Regions from separate parts of the Homo sapiens genome. Here regions 1, 2, 3, 4 and 6 are each linked to region 5. The links are chromatin contacts, found by Hi-C or POLR2A ChIA-PET in ENCODE. All regions are on one chromosome and are shown on one strand. Each heading gives the region's core, a stretch centred on a gene start or an enhancer-like site at or near the end of the contact. The rest is flanking DNA. Distances are from core to core; before and after follow the strand shown.

What was found. A loop is a pair of places that touch in the nucleus more often than their neighbours do. ChIA-PET counts read pairs that join two places held with the same protein, here RNA polymerase II (POLR2A). Pooled maps may share reads with other maps.
Region 1: a map of dorsolateral prefrontal cortex shows a loop between it and region 5 (2.7-fold over the local background). The contact joins the enhancer-like site here to the promoter of EIF4E3 in region 5. A Hi-C loop is called at or near these places in 1 of 168 maps with a recorded cell type or tissue (dorsolateral prefrontal cortex), 3 of 37 single-sample maps with no recorded cell type and 10 of 50 pooled maps. POLR2A ChIA-PET finds 5 or more read pairs at or near these places in 2 of 52 experiments (AG04450 and Panc1).
Region 2: a loop to region 5 is called in a map of naive thymus-derived CD4-positive, alpha-beta T cell, with 4 times the contacts of the local background. The contact joins the enhancer-like site here to the promoter of EIF4E3 in region 5. A Hi-C loop is called at or near these places in 2 of 168 maps with a recorded cell type or tissue (both naive thymus-derived CD4-positive, alpha-beta T cell) and 7 of 50 pooled maps. POLR2A ChIA-PET finds 5 or more read pairs at or near these places in 1 of 52 experiments (GM12878).
Region 3: a pooled map shows a loop between it and region 5 (6-fold over the local background). The contact joins the enhancer-like site here to the promoter of EIF4E3 in region 5. A Hi-C loop is called at or near these places in 5 of 50 pooled maps. POLR2A ChIA-PET finds 5 or more read pairs at or near these places in 2 of 52 experiments (activated T-cell and activated naive CD8-positive, alpha-beta T cell).
Region 4: a loop to region 5 is called in a map with no recorded cell type, with 2.5 times the contacts of the local background. The contact joins the enhancer-like site here to the promoter of EIF4E3 in region 5. A Hi-C loop is called at or near these places in 3 of 37 single-sample maps with no recorded cell type and 4 of 50 pooled maps.
Region 6: a loop to region 5 is called in a map of chondrocyte, with 4 times the contacts of the local background. The contact joins the enhancer-like site here to the promoter of EIF4E3 in region 5. A Hi-C loop is called at or near these places in 3 of 168 maps with a recorded cell type or tissue (chondrocyte and naive thymus-derived CD4-positive, alpha-beta T cell) and 9 of 50 pooled maps.

The regions. Positions count from the first base shown.
Region 1 is chr3:72,287,558-72,292,194 of GRCh38, reverse strand. It overlaps LOC105377158 (a long non-coding RNA gene), which reads left to right. Exons shown (of 6, transcript XR_001740749.3): 5 at 1-23. Among named protein-coding and RNA genes, the nearest start is that of LINC00870, 140 kb to the right of the region's middle. RefSeq lists an enhancer at 151-651 and a cis regulatory region at 2,132-3,368. Within about 2 kb of position 2,819, at least 5 of the 41 ENCODE cell types and tissues checked have a DNase peak (open chromatin) inside an H3K27ac peak, as active enhancers do; they include dorsolateral prefrontal cortex, where a contact is called at or near this core.
Region 2 is chr3:71,126,000-71,130,190 of GRCh38, reverse strand. All of the region lies in intron 6 of FOXP1 (forkhead box P1), which reads left to right. Among named protein-coding and RNA genes, the nearest start is that of FOXP1-AS1, 160 kb to the left of the region's middle. RefSeq lists an enhancer at 1-466. Within about 2 kb of position 2,755, at least 10 of the 41 ENCODE cell types and tissues checked have a DNase peak (open chromatin) inside an H3K27ac peak, as active enhancers do.
Region 3 is chr3:72,480,186-72,485,020 of GRCh38, reverse strand. No RefSeq gene overlaps it. Among named protein-coding and RNA genes, the nearest start is that of RYBP, 36 kb to the right of the region's middle. RefSeq lists an enhancer at 2,012-2,512. Within about 2 kb of position 1,925, at least 16 of the 41 ENCODE cell types and tissues checked have a DNase peak (open chromatin) inside an H3K27ac peak, as active enhancers do.
Region 4 is chr3:72,307,920-72,312,269 of GRCh38, reverse strand. No RefSeq gene overlaps it. Among named protein-coding and RNA genes, the nearest start is that of RYBP, 140 kb to the left of the region's middle. RefSeq lists enhancers at 1,255-1,434, 1,615-1,924. Within about 2 kb of position 1,754, at least 17 of the 41 ENCODE cell types and tissues checked have a DNase peak (open chromatin) inside an H3K27ac peak, as active enhancers do.
Region 5 is chr3:71,724,078-71,728,467 of GRCh38, reverse strand. It overlaps EIF4E3 (eukaryotic translation initiation factor 4E family member 3), which reads left to right and starts at 3,066. Exons shown (of 7, transcript NM_001134651.2): 1 at 3,066-3,276. The coding sequence starts at 3,101. RefSeq lists silencers at 3,342-3,411, 3,542-3,661.
Region 6 is chr3:72,345,511-72,350,297 of GRCh38, reverse strand. No RefSeq gene overlaps it. Among named protein-coding and RNA genes, the nearest start is that of RYBP, 99 kb to the left of the region's middle. Within about 2 kb of position 2,182, at least 10 of the 41 ENCODE cell types and tissues checked have a DNase peak (open chromatin) inside an H3K27ac peak, as active enhancers do.

The sequences.
Region 1 (4,637 bases), core at 1,570-4,069, 560 kb before region 5:
TGGCTGCAGCCGTGCTGTGGAAGGTGAGTGCCACTGGGCATAGCATGTCTCCATCAGAAGATGCAATCCGTTTTTCTCCTAGGTCCTGGATGCTGAGGTTTCAAGGGAGAAGAGGTGTGTGTCCTGGGGCTAGGGGTGTGTACGGAAGGGATTCAGAGCTTCTGAGACGAGCATGCCAAGGTTCTCATCCTAGCTCTTTTCGACACTGGTACTGTCACCCAAGCATGCTGCCTAACCTCTTCAGACTTCAGTTTCTTAATCTATAAAATGGCGCTCCTAAAGCCTGCTTCAAGGGTTTCCGTAATAATGAATGACAAATGCTTAGCACGGTAGCAGTGAACTTACTAGTTAGGTGTGCCAGCTGTGTAATCTTGCACAAGCCCTTGACTTCTCCAGGACTTGGTTTCCCTACCTGTAAAATAGGCTACAAGTGCCTGCCTTATTGTGAGGATGCAGAGCCTGGCACCAAAAGACAGCCCCATACACAGTGGCCGGACAGCTGAGGGCCCCAGGCAGCCCACAGGACTCCACACACAGCAGCTCTGGAGACTGCTTCCTTGGCCAGACTGTGCAGGGGACCAGTTGCAGGGGCTAGTCCTGGAGGATTCTCGGCAACCTTAACTCCTCAGGTGCACCAGTCAGTCCCTGCAGTGAGGGCCTTGGCCAGGTGTGTGGGGACGGGTGGGGAGGAAAACACCTGGGGAAGGGTGAGCTGTTGTAGCTGGCTCCCACTCCCCTGGACTGGGTGTCTCAGGACCCTGTGTCTAGAGCCCCAGCCTCTCCCACCGTGTTGGCTCTGACTCAGCCGTGCCTGTAGGGACACCTGGAGACCAGCCAAGCCAGACCCCAGCTAGCAAGCACTAGAGCCCTGGATTTTTTTTTAAAGAAAGAACTCAGCTGGGGTGTCACCTTCCCAGCCTCTGCCCCTTTCAGTCTGGAGTCTTTCATTTTCCCTCTGTTTCTTTCTCTTTCTGTGAATGAGGCTGTACCTTGCTTCTATTTCTCTCTCCCAGTCCCTCTACCTGTCTGCCTCTGCCTCTCTCTCTCTCTCTCTCTCTCTCTCTGCATTTATCTGTTTTTCTCTCCCACCCTCTCTTTCCCGGTCCTCTGTTTATTTAGTCAGTTTCTCTCCACTGTCTGACTGTCTTTCTATCTCTTTCCGTTCCTATCTTTGCTTCTCTCTGTCTCAATGTCTGCCTGTCTGTTTCTGTCTCTTCCTCTCTCCATGTCCCCGTCCCCTCTCCACCACGCATTTGACATAGGGCACTGAGTGACTGTGGAGGACAAATGCGTCCCGAAGTTTCCCTCCACTCCCACTTAGAAGGCAGAGCCTGCAGAGGAACAAATGGGACAGGGCACATAGGGCGCCTGGGACCTCTGAGTGTACGAACAACCTTAGCGATGACTTCTGTTTCTGTTAGACTGTGAACTCCTTGAAGACAAGAGCACATCTGAATTACCTTTGAATAATCAATAACTAGCACAGGGCCTGGTATGTTGCTGATGTTCAGTAAACATTTATTTACATGAGTAAGTGATAGAATGAAAAAAAACACATTTTTTTTTTCTATCAAGTAAAATTTACTCATGACCATTTTGGGCTATCAGGACCTCTTTTTTTTTTTTTTTTTTTTTTTTTTTTTTTTTTTTTTGAGATAGGGTCTTGCTCTGTCGCCCAGGCTAGAGTGCAGTGACATGATCACGGCTCACTGCAACCTTGACCTTCAGGGCTCAAGTGATCCTCCTACCTCAGCCTCCCAAGTAGCTGAGACCGCAGGGGCATGCCGCTATGCCCGCTAATTGTTAAAATTTTGTAGAAACGGGGTCTCACCATGTTGGCAAGGCTGATCTCAAACCCCTGGGCTCAAGCGATCTTCCCGCCTTGGCTTCTCAAAGTGTTGGAAATATAGGTGTAAGCCACTGAGCCTAGCCTGTCTTTATCATTTTAAGTGAGTGCCCCCTCAGATAGAGAAACCAAAGTCAGTTTTTAAACCCTTGCTTTTTTAACTCTAATCCTCCTGGCACCATCACCACCCCTTAAACCTCCCATTCCAGAATATTCCAGAATGTACCAGGCTGTTCTTAGCTGTAGGGTCTTTGCACTTTTGATTCTCCCTGCTAACTCCTGTTCATTCTTTCCATTTCCTCGTGGATGTACCATTCTCCTTCCCTGACTGCCAGGCTAGATTTGGCTTTCCCCTTCTGTTCTTCCACAGTAGGCCATGCACACACCTACTTAACTTGCCTCCTCCCTCTGAACTGTAGGCTGCTTGAGGGAAGGGAGTGGGGCTTTCCTCACCTTATCTAGGACCTCGCACGGGTCCTGTAGTTCCTACAAGTTTGCCAATACGTCCTGAGCATTGTAACTCCTGGGGAGTTGCTGGGAAGTGCCAGTGGCTAAGTGATAGCTCCTAGCTCTATCTCTAGTTTTTAGCAGTTAAAAGACAATCTTGTCCAAGAATGAGAAGACCACACAAAATGCAGGTGGAGGAGACCAGTCTGGGGAAGCCACTTCCGGGCACCCAGGAACGCCTTGCTGGCTGTACCTCGGCTGGGGCAGGAGCCCGCACGAGAGTTACTTGCCCTTCAGCTTCCATGTTAGACAGGTTGGTTCTCAGCCAGGCTGAGCCCCAGGCACAGAAATAACTACCTGCTCAGACTGGTGGTTCCACCCCCCATCTCCTGCAATATTTTTTCAACAGGAGGAAGTGAAATGAATTAATTATGAGCCGTGTGTGTTCACATGCATGCGTTCTGTTGCCGAGCTCCCGTTCTTGAAATGTGCAATCCCAATTGCAAATGAAACGCTCCCATCCTACCCCGTGCTCCAGAGGGTTTTCATAACAGCGCCTTTGTGGGCTCCCTTGAATGTCTGCCATGCCAAGGAGGCCGCACATTCCTCCGGCGGCTGCCTCGCTGGGCTTTGAGGAAATCTGCTGGCGGCAGCCCCAGTTTGCAGGAGGTGGGAGGGCATGTCGGAAACGTTGCTCTTAATCTGCCCATCTCCCCTTGAGCCCCCAGCAGCCCAGGGAGGAGGGGTTCAGATAAAGCCACATGCAGCAGGCAGATTAAGAGCTGCTGTTTTTATCGCTGCTTTCAGAGTCTCATGTCACATGGGCATTAGCAAGCAGGGGCGAGCAGGGGGGCACGCAGGGATGGGGGAGAAGGGCTGGCACCGCCCACCCCAGCAGCCGTCATGGCCCTGCCTGGAATCACTCGTGGGCAGCTGTAGCAAGGAGTGAAAGACAAAAATGATCCTGAATTGTGGCCTGGAAATATGAGCTTTGTATAGAGGCTCGTGGTGTTTAATGTTCAGAATATTAAATGTAACTGTGATGATAATGACAGCAACTGACATTCACTGTACGCTTACTAAATATTTTTCATATATTATTTAAATTGATCTTCATCATAAGTCTGTGGTGCAGGCACTGCTCTGATTCCCATTTTTCAGGGGGAGCCTTAAAGGAGGTCAGGAATGTGTGGGGGTCTCATGGTAGTCAGCAGTGGAGGTGGGACTTGAACTCGAGGAGCCTGGCTTAGGAGCCTGCGCATTGGCTTTCTCCTCCTTAAAGCCAGGGTGGGCTACAGCAGACAATACTGTTTAGAAGAGCACATGATGGACTTCAGCCTGTCACAGAGCTGTGTTCAGCTTCCAGCTCTGCAGCTTCCTACCTGGGGGCTCTCAAGAGGGTCGCTTCACCTCTCAGGGCCTCAATTTCCTCTGTGTGATACCTGGAGAAGCACACCTGTCTCACAGCTGCTGTCACGATTGAAGAATATAACACATATAAGGTGCCTGGTGGGCATCAAATTGCATCCCTCCAAAAAGATATGTTGAAGCCTTAACCCCCAGTTCCTGAGAATGGGACTTTATTTGGAAATAGGATTGTTGCAGATGTAATTAGTTGAGGTCACTGGGTGAGATGGGCCCTTTCCAATGTGGTTGGTGTTCTTAAAGGGGGAAATTGGGACACAGAGCCAGATACACACAGAGCTAAGACTCAGAGAAGATGGGCCTGTGAGGGCAGAGGTAAGTTATGTGGCCACAAGCCAAGGAACACCGATGATTGTTAAGAACTGCCTTGGCAAGGTGGATTCTTTCCCAGAGCCTTCAGAGGGAGCACAGCCCAGCTGAAGCCTTGATTTTGGACTAGCCTCCAGGACTGGGAGAGAATACACTGTCATTTAAAGCCACCCAGTTTTTGGTACAGTCATCACTTGGTATCCATGGGGGATTGGTTTCAGGACCCCCGTGCACCCAAAATCCAAGGATACTCAAGTCCTTGATATAAAATGGCATAGTATTTGCATATAAACTATGCACACCTTCCTATATACCTTAAACCATCTCCAGATTCCTGATAATATCTAATACAATATAAATGCCACGTAAGTACTTGTTATGTCATATTGTTTAGGGAATAATGACAGGAAAAAAAAGTCTGTGCATGTTCAGTACAGATGTAGTTTTTCCCCCTGAATATTCTTGATTCCATAGATGTGGAACCCACAGATGCAGAGGGCTGACCGTGCTTTGCTATGGCAGCCTGAGCAAATGAAAGCAGTGCTAATGATCATAGAGGCCGCCAGTGCCTGCACTTCTTCTCCAGGCCACCCTGGAGTCACCTGCAGCT
Region 2 (4,191 bases), core at 1,506-4,005, 600 kb after region 5:
CTCTCTCTGCTTACTGTGACATTGTTTCGTGTTGCCTTCTTTTTCTTCCTGTTATCACAAGTAGTAAGAGAATGTGGGGATGGTGCCTTTGTAATTCTGCATCTACAGAATTGTCCCCTGATGTTTGCATCACGACACCGTCATCATTTGTGAATCGGTCTTGGTAATATTTGTACCAATTTCATGCCAATAAAAGTCAGACTGCTGAAACACGCACGGTCATTATCTCATTCATATTCCTATTGTTTCAACGGAGTGGGCTGCAGAGGGAAAGGGAAAGCCTGCCTCACTTTCCGTGATGGTTGTTAACTTTGATGTTGGAAGGCTCTTTTCAAAATTTTCCTTGTGGATAATCAGTATAGCAGGAAAAGCCCTTGGACTTGGGCTGCCTCCTGGCTCTGAGTAGAAGAGCAATCTAACGGCTCTCTTAGTCCTTTCTGTTGAAATGACTTTTTAAACACATGATTTGACATTTTTGAAAAAGGTTCCACCTTTTCCTGTCTGTAGTCACTCCTTTTGCCTCTCTCCCCTCCCTCCACACCCCCCTTCCCTGACCCCCAACTTCAGTTTAATTGGTAAGCCAGGTGTTAATATTTCTTTTTTAACTATATGGTGGTCAGGGAATAGACAGGAAATGGAAAATAAGCTCTTTTGATCTTAAGAGAATTGTTATTACTGTGAACCTCGTTTGCTAGTCCGCAGTCTAAATATTTTTAAATTTTAGTATCTAAAACAGCATCTATTAGAATAGAGAAAGAAATATGCTCTGGGGTTGTCCAAACCTCTCATAGAAGAAACATTTAGATACATAAAATAATTGTATGTATGTGTGTGTGCATGTGTGTGTATTGCTATCGCTATGGTGGCTTTTTTGAATGTTCAGAAGTTGTTCTCTTTTGCAAGAAAAAATAAGATGTTTGCGACTGCCTTAAGGACAATTTGTTTAACAGTAGGAGTAATTGCAGGGAAAATGGAAAGAGTGACTGAAGGTATTTACTCAGATGTTAGTGTAGGTGTGGGGGCCGAAAACTCAGTGTGGGAACAGTGGGCTGCTTTTCTTGGTATCTTAGTCTATTTGATGACCATCAAATTTCCCAGCTCGCTCGTTTTGTTTTTTCTGGATGGCATGTTTGATTATTTATCAGAAGGGGAAGGGAGTAGCTGAAGCAAATAAACATGTGACCAAGTTCTGTTTTGTTTTCCACTCCGAAAGCCATGCCCTTTAACAGATATACAGAAAATAATAAATGCATTGTCTTATGATAAAAGGAAATTATATGTGTCTTTTTTTTTTTAAGGCAAGTGAGTTAACCCTTAAGGCTCAGGAGGCTTTTTGCCTTCTGAGAATTTGCCAGGCTTTTTATTGAGAATTAGCCTATTGCAACTAATGGTTTTATGGGACAGGATTTCCCAGGATTACTTGGTTCATTAATTTAGCTTTTTCTAGACAGTTCACTTAGGAATGTCTGCCTCAGTAGTTCGACTGTGTGGTGTATGTGTGTGTGTTTTAAATAATAATACCATTGGACAAACCAGTGACTCTTACCGTTTTGTCGAAGGCTATATTCTGATGTTTAAAGCTAAACATGAATAGCTCAACTAAAGGAAAGTATACCATAGTGTCTGTGGCTAGGGTACAACGTAATTTATCAGAGGCCAACATTTTGCCCCTCTCTTTAAAGATGTTAGGCAGGTGCTGTAATACAGAGAGTCTACTTATATGTCTGTGTCCCTCAGAAATACCTTCTAGTCTTTAATATTATGTAACCCATTTCATTATCTTCAAGGCTGTCATTATCTCAAATTGATTCCTCCAGAGGCCAAGGGAAAGGCTCAAATCTATATTAAATTTAGATTTAAAATTTGCGTTTTTTTTTTTTTTAGTTCTCAAGTGGGGTTTGCATGGCTTTGTGAAATCATTCTTAATATGTAGGCATTCACTGATATATGTGCGCATACTGGCACATTCTTTAAATACCGGAACATGATTTTCTGTAGGGGCTTCCTTACTTCTCCACATCCTGAAGAAGTGATGTGCGTGATTCTAGCACAGTGCCTGGCCCAGTCGTATCAAGACCTATAAATCACAACTGAAAATCTGTTTCATTGCCTATACTGTTTTGGAATGTGAATTGAAAATATGCACACAGAAGGGATTCCCTCTTCCTTGACTATATAAGGGAACGGTGCAGCAGAGGCTCAGATACAGTGCAACTTTCATGAGTATTGCCCTGCAGATAACTAGGAGGTTGCTTTGCCCTTGAGAAGACAAGGATGGAAGCAGTGGCCTTTCCGCCTCTCTCCAAAAGGCAGTTGGGTTGGATAATCATACTTTGTATTTATACGGAGCCCTTTGTCTGTAGAAATCAAAGTGCCTGACTAATGCTAACTTGTTAATACTCAGAACACCCCAGGGACATAGGTAGGCTGCAAAGATTATCCCAGTTTTGAGGTGGGAAAATGTCCTGTTGTTAAAATCATTTACAATTTCCGGGTGTGTCTGTATTTAATGCTCAGGCTAGACCTGGAAGCGCTGTGATCTAGAGATCATGAGAAGCATTTTTTCCTGTGACATAGTCAGCCCTGACCACAGGCAGTCTCATGAGAAAGTGTTTTACCATGAAGAAACTGGCCTGGAAAATATAGCTAGTGCATGATGTTGATGGTTGGGGGAGGGAGGAGGTGGTGAAGACTAATCGTTCTTTATTTTAATCTATTTAGGGTCAAAGGATGTATTTTTTTTAAAGATACAGCATGGGCTGAAACTTCTGATTTTTGTTTTGTTTCTCTTTAACTCAATATGATGTTGGCAATTTAACTTCCACAAAAATCAAGTCAAGTTTGTTCTTTGTGAAGAAACAGATACAGTACTGCTTATGGGCGCTGCAAAGTTAAGTCAGCGGTTGCTCTGTAGTTTCATGCTTTGGGGGCAAAAGAATTGAAACCTGCTGTTAACCTGGTATGGTACTGTGTGATTCTTCAATTCTGGAGTGCCGTGGGCCTCCTTCCTGGGTTTCTAAAGCACAGTGTAAAAATTAGACAAGTGCCATTTACTGTTCAGACTCCTTCGTTGAAAGCTTTTCCAGAAAACTCCACAGTAGGGTGGAGGTGCCTGGGTTGTTTGGCTCCTGAAGCTGTTTGTTTGTTGGAACCTGAATATAGAAATTAGATTTGAAAAAAAAATCTCTACTCAAAATGTGCTTTTAATTTCAAAATGTAATTTTCAAAAGACCATACAAAATGATTCCAGTTTTTGCTTAAGAAATATTCTTTTCTTTTTTCTTCTTTCTTTTTTTTTTTGTTTTTGTTTTTTTTTTTTGTTTGTTTTTTTTTTTCTTTTTGGTTTGTTTGTTTCGTTTTTTTCTTTGAGACAGAGTCTTGCTCTGTAACCCAGTCTGGGGTACAGTGGTGCTATCTCAGCCGACTGCAGCCTCCATCTCACGGGTTCAAGGGATTCTCATGCATCGTCCTCCTAAGTAGCTGGGACTACAGGTGTGCACCATCACACCTGGCTAATTTTTGTATTTTTAGTAGAGACGGAGTTTTGCCATGTTGCCTGGGCTGGTCTCCAACTCCTGGGCTCAAGCGGTCTCCCTGCCTCGGCCTCCCAAAGTGCTGGGATTACAGGCGTGAGCCACAGTGCTTGGCCCAAGAAAATTTCTTTTCTTTTCTTTTTATTTTTATTTATTTGATTATTTTTTTGAGACAGAGTCTCACTCTGTGGCCCAGGCTAGAGTACAGTAGTGTCATCTCGGCTCACTGCAAGCTCTGCCTTCCGGGTTCACGCCATTCTCTGGCCCTAGCCTCCAGAGTAGCTGGGACTACAGGCGCCTGCCACCACGCCTGGCTAATTTTTTTTTTTGTATTTTTAATAGAGACGGGGTTTCGCTGTGTTAGCCAGTATGGTCTCGATCTCCTGACCTGGTGATCCGCCCGCCTTGGCCTCCCAAATTGCTGGGATTACAGGTGTGAGCCACCACGCCCGGCCAAAAATTTCTTTTCTTAATCATATCCCCAAATGCTGACAATGTGTCATTGCAGGTGATGGTGTCATATTTTTTATTTTTCTCCCAATTCATGTATACATTTTACATATCTTCTACCATGAAGTTATTACTTTCATAATCTATAGTTATACAGCACTTTTCAAAATCACTTGTTACTTATTGAGTGTGAGGCTCTAGACTATGC
Region 3 (4,835 bases), core at 676-3,175, 760 kb before region 5:
TTTGCTGCTCATCCACCTTCCGCCATGACTGTGAGGCCTCCCCAGCCATGTGGAACTGTGAGTCAATTAAACCTCTTTCCTTTATAAATTACCCAGTCTCAGGTATGTCTTTATGAGCATACTTTATGAGAATGACTAATACATTATGATATCACTTCAACACTTTGAAGCCGACCCCATGGGCATGCTGGTTTTATACAGATTACATTTGGAGTACATGCTGAGCACTGTGCCTGAGAGACACACGGTAGGTAGTCAATGAATGGCCACAGAAAGAATGAGCAGTCACTTTACAGCATCTGTGCTGAGCCCCAGCACCTCTCAGCTCCCCCATGCCCAGGGACACTTTAGATGTCCATCAAGCACTAAAATAGCAACACTTATAGGAAGGCATGGGCAAACTTGTAGTAGCACTGGCAAGTACGCTTATGACCTTTTCCTCCAGTTTCCTTTCTCCCTATATATTCTTTAAAGCAAAGGGTTGCAGAAGGTCAGAATGGAGCATGATCTTTGTTCCACGAGTATGTTGTGCTTTGATTAAAATATTCCCAGTTACAGGCTCGGTGAGGTGGCTCGTGCCTGTAATCCCAGCACTTTGGGAGGCTGAGGTGGGTGAATCACTTGAGGTCAGGAGTTCGAGACCAGCCTGGCCAACATGGTGCAACCCCGTTTCTACCAAAAAATACAAAAATTAGCCAGGTGTGATGGTGTGTGCCTGTAGTCCCAGCTACTCAGGAGGCTGAGGCATGAGAATCGCTTGAACTTGGGAAGTGGAGATTACAGTGAGCCGAGATTGTACCGCTGCACTCCAGCCTGGGCGACAGAGTGAGACCCTGTCTCAAAAAAAAAAAAAAAAATTCTTAGTTACATGAGAAGCAGGCCAGTGTTGCCTTCATGGCATTCCCAATTGAAGCACTTATCCCTATGAAGTGACAAACTCTATACATACTATAAAGGTTAATAGCTGGCCAGGTGTGGTGGCTCACACTTGTAGTCTCAGCACTTTCGGAGGCCAAGTTGGGGGGATTGCTTGAGCCCAGGAGTTCGAGACCAGCCTGGGCAACACAGTGAGACCCTGTCTCTATGAAAAGTAAATAAATAAATAAATAAATAAATAAATAAATAAATAAATAAAAAGTTTAAGAGCCCAGCCTGTGGAAGCAAGATGACTTTAATTAAAATTAATCCCAGCTGCTTTATGAACCAGCTGTTCTTGGGACGTCTCAGAGCCTCAGCTTCCTCACCTGTAAAATGGGCATGATAGTAATATCTTTCTCAGGGGCTGTTGTGAGGATTTTGAAAAGCAATGAACATAAATGGCTGACATTCCACCAATACACACTGAGTAAAGTGCCTAGAACATTTTCAGCCCTCAATAAATATAACCTATTAAAACACATGTTCTGCTGAAGCCAGAATCTATGATTCTTCCCTCTCACTCTTAAATAGATTTTTAAAAAAGCATTTGATCTAATTATGTTAAAGATATATATACAAGGGGAAGACAGAAAGAAAACATACTATGATCTTTCCTGTTTGTCTACGTGTGTGATGCTATATATAATTTTTATTTTCTTCTTTCAGGCCTCTTGTGTTCCAGATTCTTTTGCAGTGAGCATATATATTAGTTTTACGACCAGAAGATAAGCCTTGACAAATGCTATCTTTAAAAGAGAAGAAAATATCGAGGCAAACTGCAGCATGATTTTATAGAAACTGAGTGAAAAAAAAAAAATCCCAGCTAGATGGAGAATTAGATGTTTTCTGGTCAAGAGCTTATTGGGAGGGAAATGACATCAATTTGGGTTCGCATCAGCTTGAGTGAAAAATCATAATGCAAAATGAAAGTACACGGGGCGGGTGCGGGGAGGGGCGCTGAACCCACGCTGGGATTTTGCCGTGTGAATCATCAAGCTAGAAATGACCTCAGGAGGGCATGTGGCCCCGCCCCCACCCCTCACCTCGGGAAGGTTGCCCAGCGACTTTTCAGGACAAATGAGCAATGGTCCTATTTATAAGCCCTCTAGGAACTAAATCTACACACATTTCCTTCCTCCTAAGCTTCAGGCAGTCTTGATTTAGCTTTTGCAGGTGCCCTCAACTAGCATTCTCCAACCTACTTCTCCTTCTGCCTGGAAGAGGCCTGGGAGTTGTCCCAGATCTTTCCTACCTACCCCTGAAGGACCCTGGGTCCTTGAGCAAAACCAAATCCCCCGGAAGTCAGTTTTGTCAGCTGTAAAATAGGGATAGGAAGGATTTGAAGAATGCCTAGCTGGGAGTGAAAAGGAGGCCTTCCAGTGCCAGAGGCCGTGTCTTTAACCATGTCTATACCTCCCTGGTGGGAAAAGGCAAGACACAAACAGAGGTAGCTTGTTTACAACAAATTGACAGGAATTTGAAGTTGGGGGTGGCAAGCTTGTTAAGAAGAAGCCAAGGCCACAGAGATGGGAAGCAGGAAGGGATTGAGAGGAGAGGGTCCAGAGAAAAACAGAGGCAGCTCAGGAGAGCAATGATTAGCAAGGACATCTCTAGAGCAAGAGAAGCCCCCGGTGTAGGGACAGTCCAGAAAACTCAAGAACCAGGATGCTATATTGCTTTTTTTATTTTTATTTATTTTTTACTTTTTAAAATATTTTGAGATAGAGCCTCGCTCTGTCACCCTGGCTGGAGTGCAGCAGTGCCATCCTGGCTCACTGCAACCTCCACCTCCCAGGTTCAAGTGATCCTCCTGCCTTAGCCTCCCAAGTGCCTGGGATTATAGGTGTGCACCACCACACCCGGCTAATTTTTTGTATTTTTAGTAGAGACAGGGTTTCACCGTGTTGGCCAGGCTGGTCTCAAACTCCTAACCTAAAGTGATCCACCTGCCTCCCAAAGTGCTGGGATTACAGATGTGAGCCGCTGCACCCAGCCAAGAACCAGGATGCTGTGTTCCTGTAATTGACCAGATATGCAGGACTGCAATACCCCTTCCGTTATCCACAAACACTTTTGGGAACCAGCTTTGTGTTCATGATGCTATGAGGCATGGCAGATGTGAGGTGGTCCAGGGGTAACAGAGATGGGGAGAGAGAATGGCAGCTTCAGGAACAGAGGATGATGGCTAAGGACCAGATGACAGTGGTGACCGAGGGCGTAACCCCCACTGACCAGGAGAAGGTATGTCTTTCTGGAAATCTGTGGAGTTTTTGAAGATGTGTCAGAGTGCTGCAGTGGGGCTGAAACCATTTTCTTTGTTTGTTAAAGAGTGATTACTGAGTTCTGAAGAACCTGGGGCTCTCCAGGAGGGAGGTTTTCTGGGTGACAAGTATTAGCAGTGTAAAATGAGTATTAGTGAAGTGCATTGCTAGCAGCATTTTTTTTTTTTTTAAAGGCAGAATCTTGCTCTATCACCCAGGCTGGAGGGCAGTGGCAGGATCTCGGCTCACTACAACCTCTGCCTCCTGGGTTCAAGCGATTCTTGTGCCTCAGACTCCCAAGATTACTCAGGGTTACAGGCACACACCACCATGCCTGGCTATATTTTCAGTAGAGACAGTGTTTCACCATGTTGGCCAGGCTGGTCTCAAACTCCTGGCCTCAAGAGATCTGCCTGCCTTGACCTCCCAAAGTGCTGGGATTACAGGTGTGAACCCCATGCCCAGCCTGCTAGCAGTTTTGATGTTGGTATTGTATTAGTATTAGTATCTATCTTAGTCTGTTTGTGCTGCTATAACAAAATACCACAAATTGGGTAATTTATCAATTTATTTCTCACAGTTCTGGATTCTGATAAGTCCAACATCAAGGAACTGGCAGGTTTTGTGTCTGGTGAGGGCCCAGTCTCTGCTTCTAAGATGGTGTCTTGAATGCTGTGCCCTCCCACGCAGAAGGCAGAAGGAAAGGCAAAAAAAGAACCAAACTGCCTCCATCAGGCCCTTTTGTGATAGCATTGATCCATTCATGAAGGCAGAGCCCTCCTGATCTAAACACCTCCCCAAAGGTTCCACCTCCCAACACTATTGCATTAAGGATCAAGTTTCCAACACATGAATTTTGGGGGACACATTCAGATCACAGAAATATCCATATTCCTTCCCCTCCCTCAAGTCCTGGATGAGCTCCTACGTGTATTCTCCTAGGGCCAAATCAATGAACCACTGCCCAGACCCTGCCTCCCTGCATGTTGATGAGAGTGGCATGTGGTATTGAATTAAAAGCCCTCCAGAGGCGAGGAGATACACTTATTGCTCCCTTATCCGCATGCCAGGTCACTTCATCATGAGAGGAAATTAAATTGGCTTGGAATGAATTGCTCCTCCCAAAGCCATGCTGGTCCCTAAACCTTCCTAGATGGCTCCAAAGCTGAAGGGTTGATTATCTATTGCAGCATAACAGATTTCTGCTCAGTTAAATAGCCCAAAGTGACAATACACTCACAGTTTATTCTCTCACACAGTTTATGGTAGGCAGGAAAGAGGGAGTGGCTCATTGCATGGTTGTGGCTTGGGGTTGCAGTCAGGAGGTCACCTGGGCCTGTGGTCATCTGAAGATCTGGGCTGGAGAATCTGCTTCCAAGATGGCTCACACCTGCTGGCAGGTTGACAGGGAGGCCTCTGGTCCTTACTTGCAGGACCCCTCCATAGGGCCACTGGAGTGTCCTCATGACATGGCAGCTGGCTTCCTCTAGAATGAATAACCCAAGAGAATATAAGGCAGAGTCACAACGTATTTGTATTAGTCAGTTTTCACACTGCTATAAAGAACTGCCTGAGACTGGGTAATTTATAAAGAAAAGAGGTTTAATTGTCTCAGTTCCACATGGGTAGGGAGGCCTCAGGAAACTTACAATCATG
Region 4 (4,350 bases), core at 505-3,004, 590 kb before region 5:
AGCAAAGGATGGAAGCACGTCTAACTTCCCTGTAAGTAGGCTTTCTTGTTGAACATTAAAACTCCCACAAATTCCCCTGTGGCTTCATCATAGACTCTGTGGTGACCACTACCTATGGACCACTGTTATGAGACCACTGTCTCATAAAGTGACTTTCTAAAGGCCTCAGATGGTCATCTTCAGAGCGTGGAGGAACAGGGGCCTGGGGCTGAGAAAACTTGATTGGTTTCAGCCTCAAGAAATCAGTACCAGCCCAGGTAATGTTGGGCTTTGGGTCTCTCCCTGTGCCTCCTTTGATAGTTTGGTGTCTTGAGGCACAAGGCAAGGGGACCTCTCCTTCCTCCAGCATCTTGTCACCTAAGAGATTATTTTCCTTTGGTGACACATTCCCACAGTCATAGGTCAATTTTTTTTTGTGAAACAAATCAGCAAAAAAAATCATCATGGGTCTTGCCATAAATCCTCAAGAGCATGTAGTGGGGTGGCGGGTGACTCTGAAAGTATGAAGGCATGAGGTTTTTATTCCTGGTGTTTCTCTCTACCCTCGTCCCCTCCTCCATTCTGGCTGCTGTGTGCATTTTGTTCTCATTGCCTCGGGAGAGGCAGCAACTCGGAGAGAAGAGAATGTCAGCTCTTGGCCTTGGAGTTGCAAAATCTTAGGCCTGCGGGGAGGAGAAGGACTGATGGGCATCAGTGACGGAAGTGGGGAGGAGAGCTGGGAACAAGATGAATTTCTGGGCCTGGAGATGGCAAGGTTTCTTCTGGGTGGGGAAGGAAGAGAGATGGAGGGGACACAATAAAGGAGAGAGGTCCTGCGGCCATGTGGGCTGGAGGAAACTCAGTTTCCAGGTACTGCCCAGCCCCTCCTGGAGAGGGGACTTGGGTCACCCACCAACAATGCCCAAGGGCTCTCAGTCAGCACCTCCACACCCTCCAGCTTATTACTGCGTTACCATACAGCATCAACACATGGGAGTTGCAAAGGTGGTCCTTTCTGTGGACAGCTGGTGGGACCTCCTAGCTCAGAGGGGAACCTCCAGCCATGTCCCGAGTGCTTGTCTGGCACCTTCGACTTCTCCCTCATGGATGTTCCTGTTTCAGCATCGCAGGCCATCTGCAAACTGTGGAGATGGGGTGGGGGCCTGGACACCTGCTGGGGTAGCAGTGATAGAAAGGACAAGAGGACAGGGTCCCTCAGCACTTCTACCTCCTTGAACCTGCCAGAGTCCACCTGCGGAGGTGGGGCGATGGTGAGCCGCAGCCCCCAGGAGCCCTTTAACTACAGAAGCTCATGGCGTGCAGAGGGAGGCAAAAGATGGGCCATGGAGTCACGCGAATCTGAGGACTGGCTCCAACTCCACCTTTGTCTCCCTCTTCGGAAAGCTGAACAGGGTGCAACGTGAGAAGGCGATCTTCCTTCCTGCCTTGCAGGCACTCTGGGGACGCTGCTTGTTTGCTCTGCTCTGCCAACTCTCCCCTGGGGACTCTCCTCCCCAGCCAGGCTGCCCTGGAGGGTGGAGTCTCCCCGCTGTCCTCCTGCTCCACCCCTCAGTCCACAGACCTTTTCATTTAAAGAGTTCATTGCTACAGGAAACAGATGGTAGTCACAAAAATAATAAACAGAGAGAATTTCAAAGGTTCCGGAAGCTCAGAGTCATGGTCTCAGGCCCGTCGTTAAAGACTTCCTTCTGAGATGGGGCCTGAGAATGACTGCAAACACTGTTGTTTCAGCCACTGGGATGGCCGGGCAGGGAACTGCAGTGCTGAGAGCTGTCAGCCCCTGGACTAGTGTGTAACCCTCACAGTCGTCTTGCAATGGGAGGGTGTCATGACCCCCACTTTACAGATGTAAAAACTGAGTTCAGAGAGCAGGATTGGCTGCATGATTTAGGACATTCAGTGTAAAATAAAAATGTGGGGTCTTTGGTTTAAAAATTAAGAACTTCAAGACTGAAACCACAGCAGACTGTTAAACCAAGTGAGGTGTCCTTCTGATCACAGGCCCTGAGTGACTGCCTGGGACACAGGCTTGTGAAGTCAGCCCTGTCAGAGATTAGGTAACTAGCCCAAGGACACCAGCTAGTGAGAGGCAACCGCGGCTTCCATGCAACGTCTAGGACAGCCTTCAATTGAATTTTGCTATCTTCCTGGTCTTTACCTGTGGACACCCCCATCCCTCCCTCCCACCCGCCATGGCTTGGCTGTCGGCATTATTTTTATAACTTAAAAAGAATCGTTAAAAAGTAAAGCATGACTTTAAGACGCCAACACTACACAAATCCTGATGTTGCTCCCAGAAGCCCTTTGGCTTTTGCTAAAACGGAGGCGGAAGAGGTGATTGGGCATTGCCCCACCTCCTCCTCCATTCAATTAACTTGACAAGGAAACATTTTTGAGACAGATGATTCTCATTTTTAATGCAGTTTGAAAGTCCCTAGGGGCAGGAAGACACTCGGGCTTGCCTACTTCAGGAAGTGGTGTCTTCCCTCCAATTTATACGGACTTTATTTTAAGAGACCTCAGCTGGCTCAGTCCACATTGATAAGCTTCCCCAATGGGATATGCATAATATAGGGCTTACAGTACACATTCAACACAATATCTTAATACATGTTTATACGAATATATATTTGTATTTTATGCTATTATCACAGTGGTTCTTAGAGGAGAGAATGACTTTACCCCTTAGGGGAACATTTAGCAATGTCTGGAAGACATTTCTGCTGTCACAGCTAAGAAGCAGCTGCTATTGGCTTCTAGTGGGTGGGGTTTGGGGGTGCTGCTAGACATCCTACCATGCACAGGGCAGCCCCCCACAACAGAGAAGTATCCAGCCCAAAATGTCAGTGCTGAGGCTGAGAAGCCACAACAAGCAATCATAATTAATTGGTATTGTCAAGGAATGAAAGATTACTGGGACTGGAACCCCACTTTGTAAAAAATCTACCCTTAGGAAATAAATTTTTGAGTGCTGCCAACTGAATTTGTGACTATTATGTAATAACTAACTGGGTCTCAAGTTAGGAGTCAGTTGAACCTCAGATAATCTTCACAACTCCCCCCAAGAAGTTTGAATTCTTTTTTTTTTTTTTTTAGAGGCGAGGTCTTGTTATGTTGCCCAGGTGGGTATCGAACTCTGGAACTCAAGTGATGCAACCTGCCTCGGCCACCCAAAATGCTGGAAATATAGGCGTGAATCACCACATGCCTGATCAGAAGTTTGAATTCTTATACTCATTTTGCTGATGAGAACACTGAGCCTCAGAGAAGAGAGTTAGGGAAGGACTTCCTGCAGGTTGTTTTACCCAGAGATGCTGTCAAAGAGTCAGCCAGGACAACCTGGGGTTCTTTTTCTCAAAGATCTACTTTTATCTCTTGGTACCAGGCCAGCTGGGCTTACTCCGCTAGTTGGAGCTGGGGGACACCCACATCCCTGCCTCTGGTTTAAGAATCTCTCCTCCTTGCATCTGCTCACAGTAGATCCTGTTTTTCCTTCCTTTCATATACCGCATCTACAGTACTATCTACAGTACTTGCTTTTTCTTTAAGGGAAGCACCCTCTTCCCAGAAGCTAGAGGTAGACAGACTCTGAGTCTGGGGATGGAGTGTGTAAACCAGGTGATAGCAGCCGATGTATTAAGTTCTTCTGCCCACAGTGACTGGCTCAGGATAGTCACATAATCCAGTCTGAACCATGAGAGGTTTGCTGCCCTATTGCTACCCCAGAGGACCCAGCCTAAGGCCGAACTCCAGTGAGCTGCCAGATAAAACACAGGTGGCCCTGTTAATTAATTCAACAATGAATATGTTTTTAGTACAAGTATGTCCCAAATGGGCCGGGGACAGTGGCTCATGCCTGTAATCCCAGCACTTTGGGAGGCCGAGGTGGGCTGATCACTTGAGGCTAGGAGTTGGAGACCAGCCTAACCAATATGGTGAAACCCATTTCTACTTTTAATAAAAATGCAAAAAATTAGCCGGTTATGGTGGCCTGTGCCTGTAATCTCAGCTACTCAGGAGGCTGAGGCAGGAGAATAGCTTGAACTCAGGAGGCAGAGGTTGCAGTGAGCTGAGATTGTGCCACTGCACTCCAGCCTGGGTGACAGAGTGAGACTTTGTCTCAAAAAAAAAAAAAAAAAAAAAAGAAAGTATCTTCCAGATATTTAGTGGGACATACTTATACTAAGAAAAGTACTTCTTGTTTATCTGAAATTAAAGTTTAACTGACGTTTTATATTTTTATTTGCTTAAATCTGACAACCAGTCAGTGGAAGCTAAAGAGGAGCTGCCTCTTGGTGACATCATGTGAGCCCTGAATTGTACCTAAAGCCAAACTGTGCATGGACTTGT
Region 5 (4,390 bases), core at 1,817-4,316:
CCTCACCTCTCTGGGCCTCAGTTTCCTCATTTGTAAAGTGATGGGTTTGCTTAGATGATCGCTGAATCCCCTTTCTACCTTGAAATTCTAGTTCCTGCCATCCAGTTCCCAGATGAGGGAAATTTCCCCAATTTATTATCTTCTAAGAATGATTCTGAAGAGCAATAAAAATAATTAAGTCTCTTACATATTTCAAACAGGAAGGGAATGAAAGTTGTGACCATTGTTCCCTCCTTAGCCATTTTGTATAATCTCTTTTATTAATCTTAAGGTCATTTAAATTTTATCTATTCATATATACCACCTACTTCCAAAATAAATTTGAGGGGTTCAGTGTAAGGTGCATATATGCTATTAGGTCTTTAAAATAGAAATAGGAATAAATATAAAAATAGTGATGCTTCTTCATTGGCTAATATTGGTGCTGTGATTGAGCACCAAATGTAATTATGAGCAGCCTGGAAGCCAAAGCAAAAAGAGAGAAAGGTATATAATTGCTATTCAGTAAAGAAAAACTGCCAGACTGTTCCTAGTTCTAAATTCTGGAGGGAATTTTTTCATGTGGTACACAATCCTTTTACAGAAACTGCAGATAAAAATTCTTGACTAGCCCTTTTTTGCTGAGGATATTGTTAAAGGACATAAGGAAGGAGCTAAACTTGACAGTTTGACTAGCTTTAATCATTAGAAAGCAAAACTTCCTTTCTACCCATGCCTTGGAATTTTATACAGATATGTGTCACTTCGTAAATATAAATTTTCAGAATCAACCATTATTTATATATCAGCTATATATAAATTCATGTAACCACTTTGCAAAGCAATTTGGCAATATGTATCAAATTTTTAAATGCAGCCAACAATTCTTCTCCAAACTTATTCTGAGATTAGCTTGTGTAGATGAAGAAAGCCATAAATATAAAAATACTTATGGTAGCATTATTTATATAAGAAAATGTCTAGAAACCACATAAATGTTGGAGGCTAGTGAATTAAATTATATTACCTCTTTACAATGAATTACTTTGCAGCCCTTAAGATAAAGTAGATCTATATGTTTTGATATGGAAAAATCTTCAAGGATATAATGTTAAGTGAAATAAGAAGGTACAGCATTGGTATTAAATGCTTCCATTTTGGTTATAAAAAAGATATAGATTTATAACTTATGAATCTAGATATATGCTTGCATGTGCATACTTGCATTTTTCTGGAAGGAAACTGTTGCCAGTGGTTTCCTCTGGGAATGAAGATTGATAGTCTTGGGAGGGAGGGAGACCTACTATTCACAGCTTGTTTTTACGTTGTGGACTTGTTAGTGTTCTGTGTAGAGAGGTAGGAGAGTCTGGCAGTTGAAAGTCTAGACTCTGGAGTCTGAATACCTATGTTCAAATCCCAGCTGTCCCACTTACTAGCTCTGTGACCTTGGGGTTATCTTAATCTTATCTCTGTTCCTCATCTGTAAAATGGGTTAATAGTATCTTCCTCATTGGCTTATTGTAAGGATTAAATGAGTTATTACGGGTAAAGTGCTCAGAGCAGTTTAAACAATGCCATATACCACGCTTCTTGGAAAAATGAAAGGAGATATTAAGCAACAAGATAAATGCATCTAACCAAAAGCACCCTCCCCTGTTTTAGTGTTGGACAGATTTTATAAAATCTGTCATTGCTTCCAGCATTGTATGTTGTATAGAAGTTAAGTTTAAAGCAGCGGTCTTGTTTTTATTATTGTCACTTTATGTGACCTTGATTACCTTTTAGGGAGGGCATCTACTCTGGGATTCATGACAGTCTGCTATGATGCTGTTGATGCCCCTGAACTCATCTTGTTTTGTAGCTCTTCCATCCCAGCGAATGCTCAAGGCATGAACAGAACACATGCTAGGCCAGGTAGAAGGTCAATGAGGAGATGGCATCCCACGCCCTTCACTGTTCAAAGCCAGAGAGGAACTATCTAGAAATTCAAGTGTAAAGAGGATGTCCATGCTGGTTGTGACATGTGTGTTCACAGGCCTCATGCCTTTGCTTTTCTTTTGAAAAAGAAAGTGACAGAGACCTGGGGAGATGCTGTGTTAGGAGGGCCCCTCCTACTTTGGGCTCAGGAATCTCACCGCCTAAGGGACTTCCTGGGTGCTCAGAGGTACAGGAAGCAGAGCGCTCTGTGTTCACAGGTGCCCGCTTTCCTCCTCCCGACTCGCCGGTGCTTTAGGGCAGATCTGGATACTTTGGCTGATTTTGGGAAATGTTCTCTGAAGTTAGCCACACGTTAAGCCAGGCTTGAGGCCTTCACTGTGGTCACATGGTAGCTCCAGAGGTTGGGATGGGGGCTCTGGCCCCTTCAAATCAGCGGAGTTAGGAAGTATGCTCTCACCAAGAGGAATGCAAAGCCCACCTGCTCCAACCTCATGCCCCAGTCGGTGGTTCTCTTGTTCGTTCTTCTTTCTCGCCCTTTGTTCTGTACTCGCGGGCACTGGAGTCTCTTTATCCATTTGGCCATCGGTTCCCCTCTCCATTTATCTGTCACACCCAACTGTGCTTCCATCTGCCCTCCATCCCTCCTTCTCTCCTCCAGCCATCTGCCAGCCTTCACTCCATCCTTCTGACTGCTGGTATGTCTGTCCATCCCTCCTTCCCTCGCACCACGTGGGTCTGGGGCTCCATCCCCTGTCCCATCCATCCCTCCATCTGTCCCTAGCCTGCCGCTCCATCCCGCTGCCCTTTTGCATGGCTGCAGAGCCAGCCCGCAGACCGTTCCCCGGTCCCTCTCACCCCCGTGGGCCCTCTAGCCCGTCCCCGGCCGCCACTCCAGGCCAGGCCGTCAGTCTCCCACGCTGGGCCCGCGCCTGAGCGGGATCGGCCCCCCATCCCTCCGTGGGTCTGTCTTTGTTCGGCGGCCCCGGCCCGGCCGTGCCTCCCACGGCCCCTCCGCGCGGCTCCCAGGCCCTGAAGGCGGCGGGCGGCGGGCGGCGGGCGGCGGGCGGCTAGCCCGGGGCGGGGCGGGGCGCGCGGGGCGGGGCGGGGCGGGGGCCGGGGGTGACTCAGCCGCGCTCGCCCCGCGGTCCGCGCGTCCGCCGGCCTTGCAGGCGGGGCGGAGAAAATGGCGCTGCCCCCGGCCGCCGCGCCCCCCGCCGGGGCCCGGGAGCCGCCGGGGTCCCGCGCCGCCGCCGCTGCCGCCGCCCCCGAGCCGCCGCTCGGCCTGCAGCAGCTGTCGGCGCTGCAGCCTGAGCCGGGCGGGGTCCCGCTGCACTCGTCCTGGACCTTCTGGCTCGACAGGTGAGGGGGCGCGGGGCCCGCCGCGCACGGCCCCGACCCGGGTCCTGCCGCCACCGCCGCTTTGTCTCGGCGCGGCCCCTCGCCCCGGCCCCGCTCCGCTGTGGCACAGACCTCGGCCCCTCCGCGCGTCCGCCTGCGCACCCCGGGACTCGCCCCGCCGGGTCGGAAGCCAGCTTCGGGCCGCGCCGGGCGGCTGTTCGGCGTCCTCGCCTCCGGGCCGGGGGAGGACAGCGCAGCCCGAAAAGTTTCGGCAACACTTTCTACCCCTTGTTCCCTTCCGATCGGAACGCGGCGTGCTGGCAGGGCCGTGGGAGAGGGTAGGCGAGCTGGGGGTGGCCGCGTCCCTGCTGCAGGGAGAGGGCTGTCCTGCTTACCCCGCGGGGCGCCTGGGAGCTCAGGACACGACCTCAGCTGTGACAGCGCTCGGAAAAGTTGCCCATCCCTTGGGAGGTGTGCGGTGGTGCAATGATTATTGCACGGCGGGCGCTCCCACCCCGTGTCCGGCCGCTGCTGCCGTGGACTCCTCTTCCAGTTCTTCCTCATCCACTGGGCAGGTATTTCCTGAACACCTACAGTGGAGCCACACACCTGCTATGCGCTGGAGATTCAATAATGAGCAGCAGCTGACCTTGTCAGGAAGGGGGTGAATTATGGCTTTCTCAAGGGACAACCCAGGTGCCATCTTTTCAGAAAGACCCCCTGACTACCGTATCTAAAATAGAAACCTTGCTCCCTCGTTTTGTATTCTCCTGCCCTGCCTTCTTTTTCTTCCTAATGCTTAATGCAGCTGGATTTTATTATATATGAATTTGTTTACTTTCAGTCTGTCTCCCCAGCTCCTCAACACCTCCCCTCAGTTAAGGATAAAAGAGCAGTGGATTTTTGTTTTTGGACATTTTGGACCTAGAACTGTGCCTGGTCCCTAGTAAGAACACCAGAAATTGTTATGAATGAATAGATGGATGAATGCAAAGCCCCTTCTTAGTGTCTGCCCTGCAGTGGGTGCCCAATGATGACACCTCAAGGTTGTCCCAAGAGCATTTGGAAATTTTGATGAAACCGTGTCTATTCTGGCTAAGTGTTAGGAAGAAATGTGTGACAGTGTTCTGAGAAG
Region 6 (4,787 bases), core at 933-3,432, 620 kb before region 5:
TCTTCTAGCCACGGTTCTTTGTCCTGAGTAAAGTTGTAGCAAAGGCTGTCACTGTTCGCACTTCTTTGTTTTATTTTTACTTGTGTGAAGAGCAATCAAAATAAATAAATCGGCTGTGTGATTTCAAGTAACTAAAACAGAAGCCAAAAATTGAGGGAGAAAAAAACCCCAACAAACCAAAACAAAACCAATCAAAATTTGCTTCTTCAGTGGCCCAAATGCCTCTTCTGAGTTTAGGCACCCGGGGGTTTGTCTGCTCCGGAGAACAGACACACCAATTGCATGGTGTTCCCAAGGCTTAGAGGAGCAGACTGAACAGTCAAATGCATTTTTGCTCTTCCAGCAATTTCAAAAACAAATAATTATAAACCTAACATTTTTTGAACTATTTATCATGTGCCAGGTGCTATAAATGTGTGTTTTACATGCATTCTGTCCATTAGTTCCTCCAAAAGCTAAGGATTAGTATCATTCCCTTTTACAGGTGAAGAAACTAAGGCTGAAAGAGGGCAATTAACTTGCTTATGGCCACGCAGCTGGTAAAGATCCCGGGAGACTCAGGATGCAGGGTAGGGCAGATTGCTCCAGAAAAGATGCTGAAATTCCTTCTGGAGACTCTGCTGGGTGGGGGTTGAAATATGGTGGTTGAGCCCTTCTGTGTTCCTAGGGCATCTTGGGAAGAATATAGAGTGGCCACGGCTCAGAGGACCCACTTCCTGACAGACTGTTTACTTCCAAGAGTAGTGGCCTCCCTCAATGGAAGAACCCCTAGACTTTCAAAGTGTGTTAGTCAGATTTTGCACTGTGATATGCTGCATGACAAGCACCCCCACAAAATCTCAGGGGCTCACAACCAACACTCTTTCTTTGTCTTGCTCTTGGGTCTGTGGGTCATCTGGGGGTAGATCTGCTCTAGGCTTTGGGTTAGGATCAGGAATGTTCCATGTGCTTCATTCTGGAATCAGAGGTTTCACAGAGGATGTCTTATGGGGAATGGCAGAAGTACAAAAGACCCAGCCAAACCAGCAAGCACATTTAAAACCTCTGCTCACCTCACATTCACTTACATTCTGTTGGCCAAAAGAAGCCAAGCATTCCATCACTGTACAAAGCAGATGCACAACCCACTTCCTCTGCAGTCCCATCTCCACACAATGGCAGCTTACTGCAAGACCACCTTGCCTTAAAAACTTTTGCCTCTTCTTTCCATGAGAATGAGGTTGGAAATTTTCCCAAAACAAAACAAAACAAAAAAAAGAAAAAAAGAAAAAAACTTTACTAAAGACTAAAGGGAGAAACACAGAGAGGCTGTAGGGGATGTCCACCAGTTCTGCTTGTGAAGCCTCCATTCAGCTGGTAATTCCCAATCTCCTCTTAGAGAATCACCTCTCCTCATTCTCGGTCCCTGTGATTTGAGGGTGAGAGGTTACTGCCCTGGCCTGCCAACGTCAGGGGTGGACACCTGATCCATTCCTGGCCAATGGAAATACTGCTGCAAATCCTTGTCCATATGACTGTCTCTGGGCTGGTCATCTCACCCAAACTGGGCCAGTGACTTATACTAGGGCTATTAGAACAGGGATTCACATTTCTGGTGAGTCTGTGAAGCTTCTAGTATATAAGCTGGGAGCCTCTGGTAGCCATATTTGGTACCTCTCATACCATAAAGTGAAGCTCACACAGAGGCAAACAGGGCCAAAGGATGAGGCAACATTGAGAGAACATTGAGCATCTGGATCCAGCTGTGCCTGAAAGCCCTAAACTACAACAAATTTCTTTTTGGGGTAGGGGTTGGGGATAAGCCAGTTTGAATTGGATATTTGTCCCTTGCAACCAAACAACACCTTACTAATTCAGAAATAGAGGCAAAGGTAAGTAAGATGGTTGAGATCAGACTTGGGTTCAAATCCTGGCCCTGCCACTTAGAGCTGTGTGCCCTTGAGGAGTCTTGATCTCCGCATCTGTCAAATGGGAATAGTCATGCTGCCTTTGAGGTGGTTGTGAGGGTAAACCATATAAAACGGGTTGTCTGGGTCTGGTGAATGGCTGATGCGTATGCTAACTCGAGGATTCAGAAGCAGGCTTCCTGTCTGCCCTGGGCGAAAGTCCAGCCTCACAGTTTCTTTGCCCACAGATCCCACAAGTCACGCGACCTCCCCTTCCTGTTGCTCACAGGAGGCCGGGGTTGGCACGGGCTCCGAGCTCTGGCAGGCTGCGCCTTCTCTCCCAGAACGTCCCTCTCGCCAGCTCTCGCCTTCTCTCCAGGCCACCTCTGGGCCCAGCAGCTCTGTACCTTGGAATGCGGCTGTGCTCGCCCTGCAGACCGGCCCCGCCCTGCCCCTGGCGGAGGAGCTTTTCCCCTTCACAGAACTGCAGGCCCTTAGTGGCAGGAGACCGGGGGCCCTAGAGACTCCTTCAGCTTTCTTGGAGGGAAATCTCAGGTTCCCAGGGCACAGAGCAGCAAGTGGCACGCCCAGAATTCAAACCCTGGCCTTTGCCTCCATGCTGCTTCTGCCCTCAACTCCCTCCCTGGGAGCACTGCCCCACGTGGGGGTCACAATCAGGGGACATACCAACCAAGGAAATTTTTTTTTTTTTGGAGACAGGGTCTTGCTCTGTTGCCAGGCTGGAGTGCAGTGGCATGAACATGGCTCACTGCAGCCTTGACCTCCTAGGTTCAAGTGACCCTCCCACCTTGACCTCCCAAAGTGCTGGGATTACAGGCATGAGCCATCATGACTGGCCCCAAGGAATATTTTTAATCTTCATAGCTATAGACAAGTCAGCAGCTATTCCCAGCCCCTTCTGCACGAGAATGCAAGCTCCACAAGGACGGGGTTTTTTTGTCTGCTTCATCCCTACTGTGTTTCCAGAGCCTTAAATACTGCCCCATTCACAGTCAGTGCTTCATAAATGTTTCGTTGACAGAATAAGAGGATGGAGTGAATGAATGCATGCGGTGCTGCTTCTCCCTCTGATAAGTGACATAAAGTTCTATTTGTAAATATTTTATATGGCTTTTTTTTTTGACATAGAGTCTCGCTCTGTTGCTCAGGCTGGAGTGTAGTGGCGCGACCTTGGCTCACTGCAACCTCAGCCTCCTGGGTTCAAGTGATTCTCGTGCCTCAGCCTCCTGAGTAGCAGGGATTACACTCAACAAATATTCATAGCCCCCACACCAGGCTAATTTTTTTAATTTTAGTAGAGGCTGCGTTTCACTATGTTGGCCAGGCTGGTCTCAAACTCCTGGCCTCAAGTGATCCGCTCATCTCGGCCTCCTAAAATGCTGGGATTACAGACATGAACCATGGCTCCCAGCCTGTAAATACATTTGAGTAAGAAAAAGTTAAGTCAGTTAGAAGGCAAATGCTAAGGGAAGAGCAGCAGGGTGGTGAGTGGAAGTAGAAACAGCAGTCAGGTGGGGCCGGGATGCTGGGATTTAGGCAATGTCGGGTGACTCAGCTCTGCTGTTCCTTCCAGCAGAAAATTCTGTGGTTCTCAGAAGCATGCTCTTCATGGGCTGAAGCAAGAGGTGAGTTCGCTCTTCCCCTGTGTATTCGTTTCCTGTAGCTGTCATAACAAATTAACTACAAACTGGTGGCTTACAACAACAGAAAAGTATTCTTTTACAGTTCTGGAGGCCGGAAGTCTGACCAAGTTGTCAGCAGGGCCACGCTCCCTTCGAAGGCGCTGGGGGAGAATGCTTCCCAGCCTCTTCCAGATTCTGGCTCCAGGCTTTCCATGGCTGTGGCCCCATCACTCCAATATATCTGCCTCTGTTTTCACATGGCCTTCTCCTCTGTGTTGGTATCTTCACCTCTTCCCTTTCTTAAAAGGATGCTTGTCATTGGATTTAAGACCCACACAGGTAATCTAAGATGATCTCATCTTGAGATCCTTAATTTAATTACATCTGCAAATACCTTTTTTCAAATGTAATCAGGTCACATTCACAGGCTTCAGGGGTTAGGACTTACACATGTCTTTTTGGTGGCCACCGTTCAACCCACTATACCTGGATCTGGTCCCTATTCGGCACCAATCCCTGTTCTGCAGTGCTGCCCTCTCCAGGGAAGCCTCGCTATGTCCTGAGGCCCCTTGGGGGATGAGGACTGGGGGCATCTTTGACGGGGCCCGGGTGTGGAGCAGCAAGAGTCTTTCTGGGGAAGCGGCTTGCTCCCAGGCAGCCATTGTGGGGGCCTGTTTGCTCTGGTCATCCATTTCTGAAGAAGGAGGAAAGGGGCTGAACTGGGAGGATTTGGTCCTCAGGGAATTTGTTGAGGGCGGAGGCCTGCTTATCCACCTCTTTGGAGTTATCTAGTTCCTCCGTAGACTTTGATGAATATTGCTTTCTGAATGCAGTGCGGGGAAGAAAGAGAGGAGAGGAGGGTCTGCATCAGGCATGTGACTTGGGAGTCCCATAGCCTGGATGCCAGTGCTGCATTCACTTGGCAGATATTCATAGATCACCTACTATGTGATAGAGCAGCAGGAACACAGCGCCAGGAGCTTGCAGCCCAGAGAGATTAGACAGATAAAACAATGACAAAAACTGTGATCACTGCTAGAAAGGAAATAGACTGGGTGTGGGGATGGAGAGTGTCAGGCAAAGCCTCTCAGAGGAAGTGGTATTTGAGCTGAGACCTAGAGCTGGAGGAAAAGCATTCCAGACAGAGGGAGCAGCATGCACAAAGGCCCTGAGGTTAGAAAGAGCCCAGCTCATAAATGGAAAAATGTCCAGTGCTGGAATGTACTCAGTGGGGGTGAGAGTGGGAGAGGTACTGAAT